Linked DNA regions of Mus musculus: region 2 is linked to region 1. The links are chromatin loops, found by intact Hi-C in ENCODE. Cell type or tissue: left cerebral cortex. All regions are shown on one strand.

Region 1 (8,000 bases):
TAACCCACTCACCACTGAAGCTCAACACACCTTGTTATACCAGGCAGAAACAATGAGTTTTTCCTCATAATCCCTCAATTTTGCTACTTTACATTCACTCTGCAATAGAAAAGAATGACTCAGACAGTTAAGATGTCGATATAGTGTCCCCCAAAATTACATTCACTCTGCAATAGAAAAGAACAACTCAGACAGTTAAGATAGTGATAGTGTCCCCCAAATTACTGAAAACAAAGTAAAATACTATCTCACTCCTGGGAGAATAGAAATACATGCGTTAGTGAGGTACATAAATAACTAAAAATAAAGGAGTGAATTATGCAGAACACAATCAAAACAGCTTTTGGAAAGACAATACAATGTGAAGAATCTTCATTTTAGAAATGTTACTCAGAAATAGAAATTTAAACACATATACAAAACACCCTTTATGATCAATTCCTGTACTACTAATTCTTATGATCTGAGACAAAAGCAACTAGCTAAAATATCAACATGGCACTGTATCTAAGGAGTCAAAACTAAGAAGAAAGGACAGAGCAAACAAACTGCTAGGCTCCTCAGCACAACATTTCCTTATTTCTTCTTGGCTCCTTTTTTTACCACTCACCATGACTATATCCATGCACTAATGTACAAATTGATGGACTTTTATTATTCTAATACAGACAGTTCTATAATTCTTATAAGCAACAGGTATAGGTGACACACATAAAAAGTATACATAACAGTGAATGCTTGAATCTTCCCTAAAAAAAACAGCCTCACAGGACAGAGAGTATGCAGGTCCAAACACCTGGAGAGCAGTCCCTGCAACTCAACTTCTCTTTTTTCTTATGTACAAGGAATGAATGAGCAAAAATTAAGCACCCATATGCTTTGAGTTAATTGAGGCTTTTCCTTCAGAATCATCTAGTGAGTATCATTGCTTTTTTTGGAATATACTTTGAGTATTAGCAATGGTGTGCATTGGTTCCCTCTGTAAAATGAATGGTCAACACACTTGGAAAACTAAGATTTCAAAAATTATCCAGTCAAGTATCCTTACTTTAAATAGGACAAACCCATGCCAAGAATCAAAAGCGAAAGATGAAGACTAAGATAGATTACCAATACAGCTGCAAGTCCAGCCTCAGATTTATAAAACAGTTAATGCTACAGAAATGCAAGACACACTTCTTCATCCTCAAGACACTTCAACATGTATCAAAAGATAAAAATATAAATAGATAAAGATATAAATATAAAGAAGGCATACTTCTGCCATGCAATGCAAGAGGACTCAAACATGGTGAGAAGTTCTGTTTTGTAAACACAGGCAACATGTCATAGAGGGAGAGAGTTGGACATATGAGTTAGAACTTGACAAAGCAATGTATTTCTTCAGACGTGCACTTTGCCTGTGCATTTCATACCCATGGCATTGTCTGGACAAATGATGATAGCAGGCACACACCAGCCTTGTATATAGATTCTGGGTGTAGGAAAGAACATGTTAGAAGTTTTGAGTGAAAATAATTCCATCACAGCTCATAATTATTTGGTGGGAAATCATACAAGGTAAAGGGTATGAACAAACTGTTCTAGTTATGTGAGAAGAAGCCAATCATAGTTCATGGGGGAAGTCAAATAACACAGCTCAGCATGGCCTCTAAAGGAGTATGTATCCATTCCAAAAATAGTAACTCTGAAAATAGTAATCCTGTAAAATATTTTACCATAGAAACTAAAAAAGCAATTAATGAATCTTACTTAAAACTGTACAATACCACATCCACCTTTATTTACAAAAATGACTTAAATACTAGTATAAAAATTGTGTAAGAAAAAAAAACTAAGAACTCAACCAGTTATCAGGATCCCACCATGATTAACAAAGGTTTTATGAATGGCAAACACGACAGAGGTTAACTCCCAGGACTCCATGGAGAGGTGAGGCGCTAATGAATGTGGAGATGTTACCTCTAGAATCTCAATTCTTCTTTCCTTCTCCGCCAGCTGCTTTCTGAGTAACATTATTTCTGCTGATGCTGGATTTAATTTGGGATCTAAAGTTTTTATTACCTACATAAAGGAAAAAAGTCCATTTTGACTTTACAGGTATCAAGAACACAAGAATATGCTTTATAAAAATTATAGATTATCCACAAAGTCATTAGAAATTTGTTTACAACCAAACCAAATTCATCTTGTACATCTTCAATGACAACAATTTAGTCTTTCTGTTACTTAAACTTTGAGCACTGAGGTTTGTTTTGCTTTTTAGAATTAGATTTATTAGTTTTATTTTATCTGAGTGCTATTTTTCAAGGTGACATGGTCATGACTCCGTAACAACTTAAGTCAGATCATGCCATACCTGTACTCAGAAGCCTTCTGTTTTCCACTTTACTCCCAATAAAAGGTAACCCTGAATGCAGGGCTTTCACTACCTTCTTAACCTCATCTCTCGGTATCTGCCTACATGTATGGATGTGCACCGTATGTATACTTTGTGTCCACAGAGACCAGAAGATGTCATCTGATTCCCTGGACCTGGATGTACAAATGGTTGTGAGCCACCAGACAGCTGCTGGAAATCAAACCCAGGCACCACAGGTTTATCAAATCTATTTGCTTTTTACTTCTGAATTATACCTATGGTATATGCTTTTTTCTTCTTAGATGTTTAGTGTGGCCATACGTGTGAGCTCTGCCACTGAGGTTTGCTGTTTCCAGGCCTGGCCTTTTATATATTTCCTCAGAAGTTTTTATTGTCTCTCTTCATCTAGTACTGTGACAATGTTACGTAAACCTCGGGCTCCAAAGTTAAAGCCTGAATGACTATTTCAGAGACCCTCCCACTTATGACTACATACACTACAACTAGGAAAGAAATGTCCAACATGTGAACTCTTGAGATTTGGGGTTCAACCTTTGCTACAGCTTACATTGACACCTTAACTGGTAAATATATGGAATCTAAATATAAGACAAATATACTACCAGTATTTTAAAGTTGCACCACCACAAAATCCCTTAATTCATTAAATAAAAAAGAATATATTAACATTCTGAGAGTATATTTATATGAAAATAAAGACTGTGAAAATATATTTTCACAGGTAACTTAGTCAAAGTATAGAATAAGGAAAAGAAAGGCTTTTAGAAAAGTCTGGTGAACATCAAGATAGACTTTAAGTCTCTGAGGTGTAAAATAAAGCCAACTGGACACATTCTCAGAGATGCCCTCAAAAGGTGAACAATTCTGTCCAGTTTGCTAACATTCTAGTAAAATTAACAAAGATTATCCAGTCAAGTATCCTTATTTTGGACAAACCCACACCAAGAATCAAAAGCGAGAGATGAAGACTAAGATAGATTACCAATACAGCTGCAAGTCCAGCCTCAGATTTACAAAACAGTTAATGCTACAGAAATGCAAGACACACTTCTTCATCCTCAAGACACTTCAACATGTATCAAAAGATAAAAGTCTAAGGAAGACATACTTCTGCCATGCAATGCAAGAGGACTCAAACATGGTGAGAAGTTCTGTTTTGTAAACTCAGGCAACATGTCATAGAGGGAGAGAGTTGGACATTTGAGTTAGAACTTAACAAAGCAATGTATTTCTTCAGACGTGCACTTTGCCTGTGCATTTCATACCCATGGCGTTGTCTGGACAAACATTAGCATAAAAGTTTAGGTTCATTGTTCTGAAGTAAAAGACTTTCTACTACAGCAGCCACTTTGTTTAGTAAGTTCACTCCTTTCTATCAATGTTCAAGCTGTCCCTAAGGTCATGTTTACCTGACACTAAGATGGAATGTTACTGAGTATGCAGGAGTCACATAGAAGACACCAGACCTCACAGACAAGGCAAGGCAAGGTAGAGAACAGCAAAGTGACTAGATTCGACACCAAGCGGCAGTGCTCTCAGAACTGAGTATGATAGAACATGGGCACAGGGATCAGCTGAGGGAGGGTGTCACTCACATTCCTGGCTTTCTCTAAGTACATTTTGTATCTCTCCTCCATTGCTTTCATGTCTTCATCTTTCTTCTGAAGAGCCGCTTCAAGTTCACTGATCTTTTGGGCTATTTGTGAAAATAAAATTAAATCAATTATTACCTATTAAAACACTTGATTTGCACACAAAACTTGTCTTTATCAAACTTATTTTCCATTGGCTGGTAAGACTGTTTCCAAGAAAACCCTTTAACTTCTTCTTTGTTATTCATTCTTATCAAAAACAAGTAAGGTACCCTCAATCACTGTCTATAATCTAGACACTTCTGTTCTTTCCAGTAAGCATCACAGAAACAAAGTATACTGTTCACATCAAAGAAAGTAACACACTGCCTGACTTGACGTTTATATTTTAATCCATTCTGAAATTATTTTACTCAGATTCTATAGTATTAACTTGACTAGCATATACAATGTTTGATACTCCTTTATATCAATCAGTTCATCATATTAAATTGATTTTCCTTTAAAATAACATCATATGCAAATGAACTGAGCTTTTAAAAATAGCATGGTTCTTATGCAATGTGCCTAACTACACACACTGTGTAAAGACAGACCTATTTTTATCTCCTTCACTAGAAGGGGCAGAGCCTGAGAAGGCTGATCCAGATTTTAATGAACACTTACCATTCTGACTTATATCTGGCTGAAGGTCTTCAATGAGCTCCTGTTTCTTCTGTAATTCTTCATGGACTTCTGTTAGTTTTTCCCTGAGTAGCAGAGAGAGCATGGAGCTTGGTGTCAAACAGACTTGAGGATAAAAACTTGTCTTCGCCACACAAATTTTGGGCCTTCAGGCAAGAATCTGTCTGGTCCTTAGTTTGCCACAGGTTAAAAGGGAACATATTTTTCTAAGTACATTGATTGCGGTGAGGATGTTAATGCACCTGACACACAGAGCATTCCAAAACTCTTTCCTTGTTTCTCAGCACCTCCACTTCCTATGCAAGAGAAAGGAAGCGCTCTACAGAGTTAGCAGCCATATAAGCAAGGTGGTAATGTCTGCTTGGTTAAGTGTGTCAGATGAGATTAGCATTGGGCTGGCTGGCAGGCATGAGCAGGTGAAAATGTTTTCTTTGCTTTTGGTAGCAGTGGTGAGGAGTCTAGGAACATCAGAGCACAGGCATTCCTCCACCAAATCAGAAAAGAACAGTTTCCAGAAGCTTCTACAACCCTTCCCCTTTGAAATGAAACATCAGTTTTACTTACATATGAGCTTCCAACTTCTGCTTTAATTTGCTGGACTATAAAATTAAAATAGTTGCTGTTAAGATGACTCAGTTGCAAAGGGTAAATTACCCAAACATCTAAGTCTCTGAACATCTTTTGAAGGTATATTATGTAAAAATAGTCTTCAAAGCATGTACTTGTAGCAGCACAGTTTCTAAAACCTAAAATTTTAGGAATAATTTCTATATCAAAGGGAAAGGAAGCGAGAACAGGAAATGAAGTAAAAACACAGGAACAAAGAAAACTTCTGCACATTTTTCAACACAATAAATATTAAACTTGAACTTGGAGAAAAAATAGCAAATATAAGCTGAATGTGATATATTGAGGAGTATCAAACATTTCAGTATCTAGATAACTATTAAAAACTACAGATTTTAATAGTTATCTTATAAAACTACTATTATAAGTAAAAATCACTTTAATATCAACATTAAAATAAGACAACCGGATTTTTGTCAAAAACAAATTTAAAATAGCAACTTTCCTCTTTCAAAAGTAGTACTTTAAATCATAACACCAGTTCTACATTCACTAAATACCTATAAGGTTAAAAGACACAATCTGATAACATGGACAGTAACAAATGAAAAACAAAACATGAATTATTCTTCAAAACACTGCAACCCAAAATGTAGTTTCCTAAACAGGTGCCATCTTAAAAGTATTCCCTAACGTGGCTTAGCATTATCGGTATTAAAGAGGGTACAATACCGTATATATGCACATATGAGATGCCGCCATGCATGAGATGACTTCTATGTTCCAAGTCCCCAGGGAAGAAAGAGAAAACCATATAAAGTATGCAAAACACAGAAAGGAAATCCCTTTCAAGTTTGCCTTTCTACTTTTCCTAACTTTGGAGCTTCCTCCCCCACCAGTACTTCTATCAACTGGTATCTGCTAATACATCCAGGTCTATCTACCTTTTTTTTTTTTTTTCAACTACATATATCTTTCTCAATTCTTTTCTTCCCCACATATATAAGTAAAGTATGGAAAAACTGCTAGATATGTCACAATACCTCTTTTTACGTTTTCTTATCTTAGCCCATATTGTCGGAGAGGTTCTGGTGTGGTGTGTGAAGGGAAATAATGGGAGTGCTGTCTTCAAACTGCACAGTTTAAGTCCTGCACACTGGTCGTGATTGCCTGAATGATCTGTTAGGTGTAATCACTTGGTTCATTCTCATTTTCCTATTAGCAAGTTTTTTCTCAATTTCACTTTTCTTCAGGCCAACCTTAGTTAAATCCCAGCAGATCCATTAGGTTTCAAATTATACCACTCTCTTAAGCCAAGACTTAGAACTTAAGTATAGATGCTGAGCAGCACAGATAGAAATCATCTTATGATACATATGAATAATCTATTATTATTCAAGTTGGCAAACCAATGCATCTGCTATGCAGATATATACGGTATTTGAAGGCACCCTCAATGAGAAGGGTAGCATTTCAAATGCAGACAAGTGTTAGCATAAATTATTAGAGAACTTACAAGTTATGGACTCTATTACTTACACTTTCACCTTCAGACTTAGAGCCCTGTTCTTGTAATGACTTCTGGAGGTCCTCAATTTGCTGCTGTAGTTCTCCGATGCGCTCTTTGCTCAACCTATTGTGATATGAGTTGGTATTTATTTATTCATATTCAATGTCCAAGGAGTTACAGAGTTATAAAAGTGCATTCATGCCTTTAATAGAAATGCTAGCAGAAAGAAGTACAAGGTGATTATCTGTGACAAGCACAATATCTATAACAGGCTGTAATTTCTCTTCTCTTAAAGCATGTATATACATATGCAGAATGTAGTCATGGGTTTATCATGCCTTCTCAATTCACTAGAAGCTGAAACCTAGCATTTACAGGGTTAGCAAGGCAGTATTTTGCTCACAGAAAAAAAGTTCAAGTGTCTGAAACTCTAAGGTCGCTTTAAATCTGGTAAAAGCTACATAAGCACACTGTCCAGCTACAACTGTCTCTATAATGAGTACCCCTGTTGATGAGGTAAGTTAGTACTCAGCAGTCAGATCAACATATGCTTTCAATGTGAAAACCAAAGTTTATAAGCTGTTTAACTAACTTCAGTAAGTTTTTGACCTTCTGTCTCCATGTTCTTATTATTAACAGAAAAAGTATGATCATAAGTTATTAATTTAAAGTGACAACTTAATATAAGTGGTCCCCCCAAAGTATCTGTATGTGACTATTAATTATAAGGGGGGAGATAGCTCAGCAGAATGCTTGCTTGCTTGCTTGCTTACTTGTCATGTAGGACCCCTGAGATTCAGCTTCTAACACTGAAAAAAACTGCTAGAAGCATAGAAGAAAGGCTATTATAGAATATTCTGACAGGACATTCATAAAAGCCAGGTGTGAGTATTCTTTATGATTATACAAGTCTCAAACACTTCAGTAGGACCAGGGAAGCATCCAATTTGCTGCTACAATATGCAGATTGTTCCTGTGGCAAGTTGAACAGAGTCTGAATTTAAGTGACTTAAGAAACTGACTGCATGAAGTGGAAGTGAAACTTTGCCTATGTTTACATACTGCATTGTTTCTATTCTCATGTAATATTTTATCACTAGTTTGTCATTTCCATGTCCAAGATTGTAGAATAACCAATATTATTAAAATATAAGTGAATTTTTTATCTCAACAATATAAATCTCGATAAAGCATTTTATTCTATTTAAAAATTTAAGTTTTGATATGTTAGGTTTTGCTTCATATAATATTGTTGAAATTAAAT
Region 2 (8,000 bases), 1.1 Mb after region 1:
ATAAAAACAGAAAAGCACAGCACCATACACACTAGCTGGGTGTGGTGGCATGTGCATTTAATCTCTGCATTAAAAAGGGAGAGGCAGGCAGATTTGTGTGAGTTCAAGGACAGCCTGATCTCTACTGTGAGACCATATCTCAAAAACAAAATAACAGTTGTCCAGCAAGTTTCCTGTAAGCCAGTCACAATAAGATCTCATTAGTTTCACATTAAATTGGTGACAGGTAAAATAAATCCCAGATTATTTTGGCTGTGAACAATTTCTACCCAGATTTGCTGTTTTAAGAAAGGTTGTTTTCAAATGGCTCTTTGGATTGTACAAGTTACACACCTCTCTTTCGAAGCTGGTCCATTTTACACACCTCAGATACAATGTTAGCAAATCTAGCTAAGTCATAGAGTCTACACATTTTGTGGCTTCTCAGTGTTTATATTAATTTAGCACTGACCTTCCTAAAGCTGGGATAATCTTTTTCTTTCTTTTTCTATTTTCACTACACCTTTTGCTATGTGTTCTTTTCTACCACAGATAAATGGAAGCAAATCCATTTGCTTTGTTCTTTTTGATCTTAACATATTTTTATCTTGGTGTTTTAGCTCCTAAGTGGTAATGGAAAGGAAAGTAAGAAGGAAATCAAGTCAAATGCAGAAAATTGTTAGCGCCATGCTTTTTAAAGCAGTCCTTTGATGCCACCGCCTAGGTCTGCCTTGCCGGCTGCTGCTAGTGCCCAGAATTGGGTTGGGTATCTAAGCAGAGAACTCACTGGTACACATGGTCAGTAGAATACAGTTTACTGAGTGATGATCAGACATTACTTAAATAGTTATTGTTTACATGTTGTGTGTTCATATGTTAAAGATTTTAACCAGGCTAATTTTGTTACGTTTGCCTTTATTTTTGTTCTGAATGTAGCGAACGAGGAGACGCAGGGTCCGAGATCCATGGGGAAACTGGTGTGATGCAAAAGACTTAGAAGGACAAACATTTGAGGTAATTTGGCCATATTTGTGGTTCATCCATGAAACCTTGTTTCATTATTTTAATTCCTATATATTATGCTGATTTCATTGTTACTGTGTGTATGATCTTCCCTATGTTAATTAGTTTATTGAAAAATTACCATTAACCAAGCCATAGGCAAATGGTAGAGTTAATTAGAAGTCTGACTTGTGCTGAGAATTTTGATTCTCAATCTCCACATTGTTGTCTCTTAAGTCAAGATGTGTAGCATGTAGTTACATAAGCATGCACGAGCGGACACACACATACACACACACACACACACACACACACACACACACACACAGACACTAAACCGGCTAAGCACCAGCAATAGGCAATGGTGGTCTCACTCGCCACCATGGTTCCTGTGACTAGCCTGCAGAAAGCCAGCAACAGCTCGCTCTTCCCTTAGCCCCATAAAATGCTTGCTCGCTCTCTTTCTCTCTCTCTCTCAAATGATATTCTTTTGAATGATGTTTGATAACCAATTGAAATACTGTTCTAAATATTATACATACTGAATTATATATATTCAAGTGTTATTTCTACTAATAGAAGTTGGGTCCCTGATAGGAAACATAGGCAACAAATATTGTACATATATACACATGCACACATGTGTACACATATAAAATTTGTTGTCAATAATTAGTGTAGTAGAGTGGAAAGAAAGTATTAGTTTTGTTATCTCAAGTAGCTACTTAACTGTACTAAATCTTAAATTTTAACTTATGAAGTAAGGATGATAGCCCTCTGAAAGAATTTTAAAAGAACTGAGAGGAAGTGTATTAAGATCTTAGTATTGGACATCCAGTAAAGCTGCTCAGACGAGGTACTCAGAAATGTTACCTTCCTCATGCCCCCTACCTGCCCCCAGCCTTACACCTGAACTCTTGCTGGCATAATAACAAGTAATATATGGTTCCTTCCCATAAGGTTGGTCTAAGGATATGAGGTACTCCCAGAGTGTGATGAGGAAAGAGTTCATAAAAAGTGAGATGTTTGAACCCAAGGATCAGGAGAAGAATCACCTCAAAATGTAGATGGAAGCATTCTAGGCTGCGGGAGTTGCACAGGCAAAGGCACAGATATAGGAAAATACTAATATTCTGGGAAAGGTGCATAGTATGTATAATTAAGAGTGTAGAGGTGACTAGATTATGAACATTTACGTAGTTAACTGCACAGCACACCATGACACTATTATTAGTGCTCTTATTATTTGCTTCATAAAGATGTGGAAACTGAAGCATGAAGGCTCCAGAGCTCGGTGATGGTCTCTCAGCTAATGATGTAGTAGAGCTGTACATTTCTGCTCCAGAATTTTTTGATTTTTGAGGACCCCCAGTCCATGGTGCCAGAGATCAAAGCGAGGCCTCGTGCATGCTGGGCATGCTTCACCACGGAGCTACCTCCTTAGCCCTTGGAATCTGCACGCTTGATTGTCACACATTCTTGATTATCACACTGTGATATCTGAGTTGTGAAAGAAAATTCAGCCACCTCAGCCCTGGAAACTAAAAATGGGAAATGATAGACTTGAAGGTTTTTGAAACTTAATGACTGTTACCATTGATTGAAATGGGCAATTCAGAAGAAGCAAATTTTCCTTTTGATGCGGCTATATAATTTGATATAATTTTAGAAGTTATTGCCCAATATTTATTAGTAGCAAGGAAACAATGTATACCAACCTGTTTGGTCTTGTTCTCACATGTTCTTAACTGTTATATTTATTCTGCCCTTTGATTGGCTCTTTTAGCATTTGTCTGTGGAGGAGATGGCAAGAAGAAAAGAAGAGGAAAAGTGCAAACCTATTAAATTTTCGAAAGCTTCAAAACTTCCAAAAAGGTACAATGTTATGTTACATAATGTATTTTTTTTTTAACTTAACACACATGTGTAGAAAGTACATGAAAAAAATGCCCAGTAGTTGCATGTATCCAGGAAATAGGTTTTTTCTTTTTCCCATGCACGCGTGTGTATGTGTGTACACACATGCGCGTGCATTCGTGTTATTGTCTCTGTATGCATATGTGAGCCTCAGGTTCATGTCAAGAACGTCCTCTATTATTCTCACACCTTATTTGTTGAGGCATGGTCTCTATTAAAACCACAACTTGCCTGTGTTGTTAATTTTGCTCGTCAGCTTGACTGGAATTACAGGTGAGCTACTATGCTCACACAGCATATGCATGGGTTTCCGGGACTCCAGACTCCAGCTCTCTTGCTTACAAGACAAGCACTTAACCACTGGACCATTCTCTTAGCCTTGCTGATTACATTTTGGAATTTTTTTAAAAATTATTTTATTTCACAGATTAATAGTTTGAAAAAATTTGAGCTAGTGCTTCAAAGCTCTGGCACATTGAGTATTGGGGATTATTGCCTAGGGGACCTGAGTACAACAGGAGTCACTCAACCCTCGACATGGCCAAATAGTCTCGTTTTCTGGTTGAATTTTGACAAGTTGTTGTGGAGTTTATTGTTTTTAATGTGATACAGTAAGCTGAAATTTATAATTTGCAATATGGTCTTAGTAAATTGAGTTCCTTGATTTTTCTAGGCCTCTTCCTGCCTGCAGATGCCCATTAAGTAGACTTTAGTTTTGGCTTTTCACTTTTCAAAGCAAGATGTTAAGAAATACTGTTGCAGTTATGTTTCCCTGGCAGGGCTTGGGTCCTCATTTATAAACTAGTTAAAGCAGCTCTCGCTGCTTGCTATGTTCAAGGTCTTTATGTGATCACAGTCAATCCCTTGACAGACCTTTGCAGCGTTAGTGTCACACCCATTCACCTATAAGCTAATGGAGTGGCAAAGAGACATATTATATTTGGTCATACTGCTCAGTGTAGAAATTGTGATTTAAGTCCAGGCTTAGAAAGGCCCAGGAGTCCTTAGACCTGGTACTATAATTCTGTTACCTCTTCAAAAGGGAAATTTAACCTTACCCTCTGGGAAAAAAAAAAAAATTTTAATAAGCCTAGACTCCTTACAATGTTTAGACAGTTAATATTCTGGATCTAAATGTGAGACTTTGATTTATTGTGATTTTTAAATTATTCTGTGTTTCCAGGAACCTTTTAAATCAATGCATGGTTTTCTCAGCTTTGTGCTTTTAGCATTGATTGATTGATTGATTTAGCAATTTAGCAACTTAGTATAAATAAAGGTACTATTTCTCCTATTGATCACCAAATAAAAAGGTCTGCTGGAATAAGCCTTATATATCATTGTTTAGTCATCTAATATACTTTAACACAGTTTCATTCACAAATCATATATATCTTGCTTAAAAATCAGATTTACAATTTGTAGTGTCTCGTTTACAATAGAGCATTCCCACTAAAAATGTCTGTGCAGTTTACTTGTAATGTTTATTTTTCATGGCACGTTAATATTAGTCACCTTTGCTTTTCTAGACTTTGACTGGTATTCAGTATCTAATGCATCGGTTTGCAATATCTACTCTTGTGTTCCGTCCATTGTCTCTCTAGCTTTCTGATCCTCCATGTTCCGCAGCCCTTCAGGAAACAACAGCCTGCTCCTGTCTGTGCAGGTTACATTCAGAGACATTCTTCAGTTTATTCACTCTTCAGCATTTATACGTTCCCACTCCATCTCAGTCTGCATTGTTAGTTTTCGTTTGATTTTATTTGTTTTTATGTGTATGGCTGCTTGGCGTACATAGTGTAAGTGCATGCCTGACAGCCTTGGCAGCTATCGGAATCTGCTGGATCCCTGGAACTGGAGTTGGATGGTTGTGAGGGACGGTGTGGGTACTAACAATCAACCTTGGTCTTCTGGAAGAGCATCTAGGCCTCTTAGCCTCCAAGCCATTTCTCCAGCCCATAAGCCTTGTGGGAGCGGGGGAGGGGGGTATCATTTTGTGTTGTTGGTTTTTATCCACTTTTAAATTAGTTTAAAGATCTTTATTCTTTTTTTTATTTTCAAATTCTGCGTGTTTTGGGCCCTGGGGCATAAGCCTAGTAAGACAAAGTACCCTCACAGACGCTCATCAGTTGGGAATTCAACGTGTTACTCCAAGGTGTCTGAATAGAAATATTTCTGATTGAATTTCTTTCTATAAACCTTGTTTCAGTGCCTGGAGATAAGGTTCAGTCCCCAGCACCTACGGTGGCTCACAGCTCCATTAGTCCAGCTCCAGGGAACCTGACGTTCTCTTCAGACTGTTATGGACACCAGGCACATACAAACTTATAGACCTGCATCCAGGCAAAATACTGAGACACATAAAGCAAAACTTTATAAATCTAAGAAATTAATAAATTTTAAAAATTGTTGTGCTGTTTTTAGTGGTCAAACCTTTCTTAGTGTTTCTTTCTGGTTCCAAACATGTTTTTAAATCTACCCTTGCCTAGATTCTTTCTCCTCTCCATTTCTTTACATTTTGAAATAATATAGGGCTTCTTTTTACATTAGTTTAGCAGACTTGTTACTCAATAATTTAAAAAGCATTTATTGAATCTCCATTGTAGTGGATCTATTATGATAGTGTTGGTGTGTGCATGTCTTTCTTTTGAGACAGTCTCAATATATAATCCCTGGTTGGCCTAGAGCTCACTGAGTAGACCAGGCTAACCTCTGCCTCCAGATTTGTGGGATTAAAGGAATACATCATAACACTCAACCCGTCCAAATTTTATGAGAAACTTCTTACTTTCTGTTGGGTTTCATGTCAGGGAAACAGTTCTTTCATTGCAGTGTTATTATCTCTTGTCAGCTGTCCTTGTTTATCATAAACCTTTGGTTGCTAAAAAAAAAAAAAAAATGAATTTCCTGCTTTCTATCAGATCTAAAAGCACATCTAACGTCTTATAAGGGATTCTCCTGGTCTAATTGTTTTTCCTTCAGGCAAAAGTTTGGATTTATATTATTGCTAATTTTTCTAATTAATGATTAATACTTTTTCTCAGTCTCCTTGAGATTATATTAATTTTTTTTCTCTTTCAGCTCACTTGATCCTTTCCAACTGATACCTTGTAATTTTTTCAGTGAAGAAAAGCAGGTACTTATTGTCAATAACTGCTTATAAATAATGCTCCAATTGGATGGGAAATACCCTTTATCTCTGTGTGTGAGGCATGTATATAAATGAATTGGACATGGCAGGCTATATTAAGGATCTGGTAAATGAGTCAGGCAGAAAATGAGAGGAAAGGGAGTAGTTTGCTGCTGGGGCTTTGAAGCTTACGTGTTTTAAAATCTAGTTTGCATTGGACTTTGATGAATGGTGAGACCTTGGTAGGGTGGGTAAGGAGAAAAGATGGGTATTGCTATCAGGGAGAAGAAAGGCTCTCTCTTTATGCTTTCCTTCTCCTTATATTTCAGGAGCCATTTCAGGTGAAAGTAGCTGCAGAAGCACTTTTAATAATGAATTTGGTAAGGATAACACAGTGTACTTTATTTCTTTTTGTTCTTGTTTTCGTTTTTTTTTGTTTGTTTGTTTGTTTATTAAGTACTCTCTTTACAAGGAATTGAAATTTTCTTTTGAAGAAAGGCCAGACAGTTGTATATTTCCATAGTTTAGAACAAAATGAATTGATGTGAGTTTTGCCAACTGACTACCATTATTAACCATTTACCATATTGTAATAACCAATGTCTGCTGTCCGGTAGATGACCAGAACTCCACCGTGTCTAAAATGCAGAGGCTCCGTGTTTGTTCTCAGTAACTGCAGACAGACACGTCTACCAATTGTGTGTGCTAGTGTTGGTCTTCTACAGGAGGTTCTATAGGGACTTCTTGTGCCCCTAGAGTGCAGATTTCTTCAGTGAAAAGGCTCCATCTTCCCAAGCCTCTGAGGCAACAGGAGGCCTGCAGGGCCTCTCCTTCAGAGCATTGTCACTGCACTGACAGCCGTATTCCATGATAGTGAGGGGATTGATGTGGGAGCTGTGTTTGCAGATGTGGTCTGAGTCTGCCCTCATGTTTCCTTTAGCACGCCCACGTGTCTATGGCAGAGGTGATTGGGCTTCTAGGAGGAAGATACTCAGAAGCTGATAAGGTCCTTGAAGTAAGTCTTCTTTTAAAACATTTCAGTTACCAGATGCTATACCAAATATTTTATAGAATTTAGAAAATATAATGAAAATATTGATTTATATCTTTATGTGTGAGAGTATGCAAGTATAGAAAGTTATATGTTCAGAAATGACTTAGCATTCCACATATGAGCATCTGTTTTCTATCAGAGGGAAAGGATTCTGCAGCCTTGGCTACACGCTACCTTCACCAGAGAAAAGCTACAACTAAGGGAAGGAATATATGCTAGTCTTATGGGTAAAAACTGATATTCATCATTCTGCTGAAATTATTTTCATATATAATAGGAACTGTTGAAAATGCAACATTTAGGCATTATAGTGCACTCTGGAAAACTAACCGTTATCATACCTTTTAGATTAGAAAGTGCTAGCTAAAGTCCTAGCCTACAGTCACACTTTGGGAATTTAATTTATTTGGCAAGTAATACAATTGGTTTCACTATAATCCTTCAAGAACAATCTCTTACAGGTCTGTGCAGCAGAACCATGTAACAGTCTGAGTACAGGACTTCAGTGTGAGATGGATCCTGTATCACAGACACAGGCCTCAGAAACCTTGGCTCTTAGAGGCTACAGTGTCATTGGGTGGTACCATTCTCATCCTGCATTTGATCCTAATCCATCTTTACGAGATATTGACACACAAGCCAAATACCAGGTGTGTTGTTACATACCTACATTTTGTAAATTATTACACATCCTCTTGTTGATTTCTATGGAATAACATTATTACTTTTAGCTTTACAATTCTAACATTCTTTGCATCTGCAGTTTTGAAATAATTTGCTTTTTTCCATGAAATTACATTAGTAAGCATTTGGAAGGTCAGCAGTTGAGTATAAGCAGGTTTGTTGTTGTTGTTGTTGTTGTTTTGGTTTAGACAGATTTCTAGAGCCTTTAAAAACTGACAATATGCAATAGGACAG

What was found. A loop is a pair of places that touch in the nucleus more often than their neighbours do. Peaks named below come from ENCODE experiments on the same cell type or tissue, not always from the same donor. Only the 100,000 strongest peaks of a DNase experiment are listed, where the experiment ranks them.
Region 2: a loop joins it to region 1, with 3.0 times the contacts of the local background. A loop is called at or near these places in 2 of 42 quality-filtered maps.

The regions. Positions count from the first base shown.
Region 1 is chr4:96,013,667-96,021,666 of GRCm38, reverse strand. Hook1 (hook microtubule tethering protein 1) reads right to left here. Exons shown (of 22, transcript NM_030014.2): 16 at 6,766-6,859; 17 at 5,224-5,258; 18 at 4,642-4,724; 19 at 3,979-4,079; 20 at 1,963-2,064; 21 at 31-99. Among named protein-coding and RNA genes, the nearest start is that of 9530080O11Rik, 50 kb to the right of the region's middle. In left cerebral cortex, no CTCF peak of the experiment used is centred here; a DNase peak (open chromatin) is centred at 4,642.
Region 2 is chr4:94,951,906-94,959,905 of GRCm38, reverse strand. Mysm1 (myb-like, SWIRM and MPN domains 1) reads left to right here. Exons shown (of 20, transcript NM_177239.3): 11 at 916-993; 12 at 2,768-2,856; 13 at 5,980-6,034; 14 at 6,358-6,408; 15 at 6,969-7,043; 16 at 7,544-7,732. Among named protein-coding and RNA genes, the nearest start is that of Mysm1, 23 kb to the left of the region's middle. In left cerebral cortex, no CTCF peak of the experiment used is centred here; no DNase peak of the experiment used is centred here.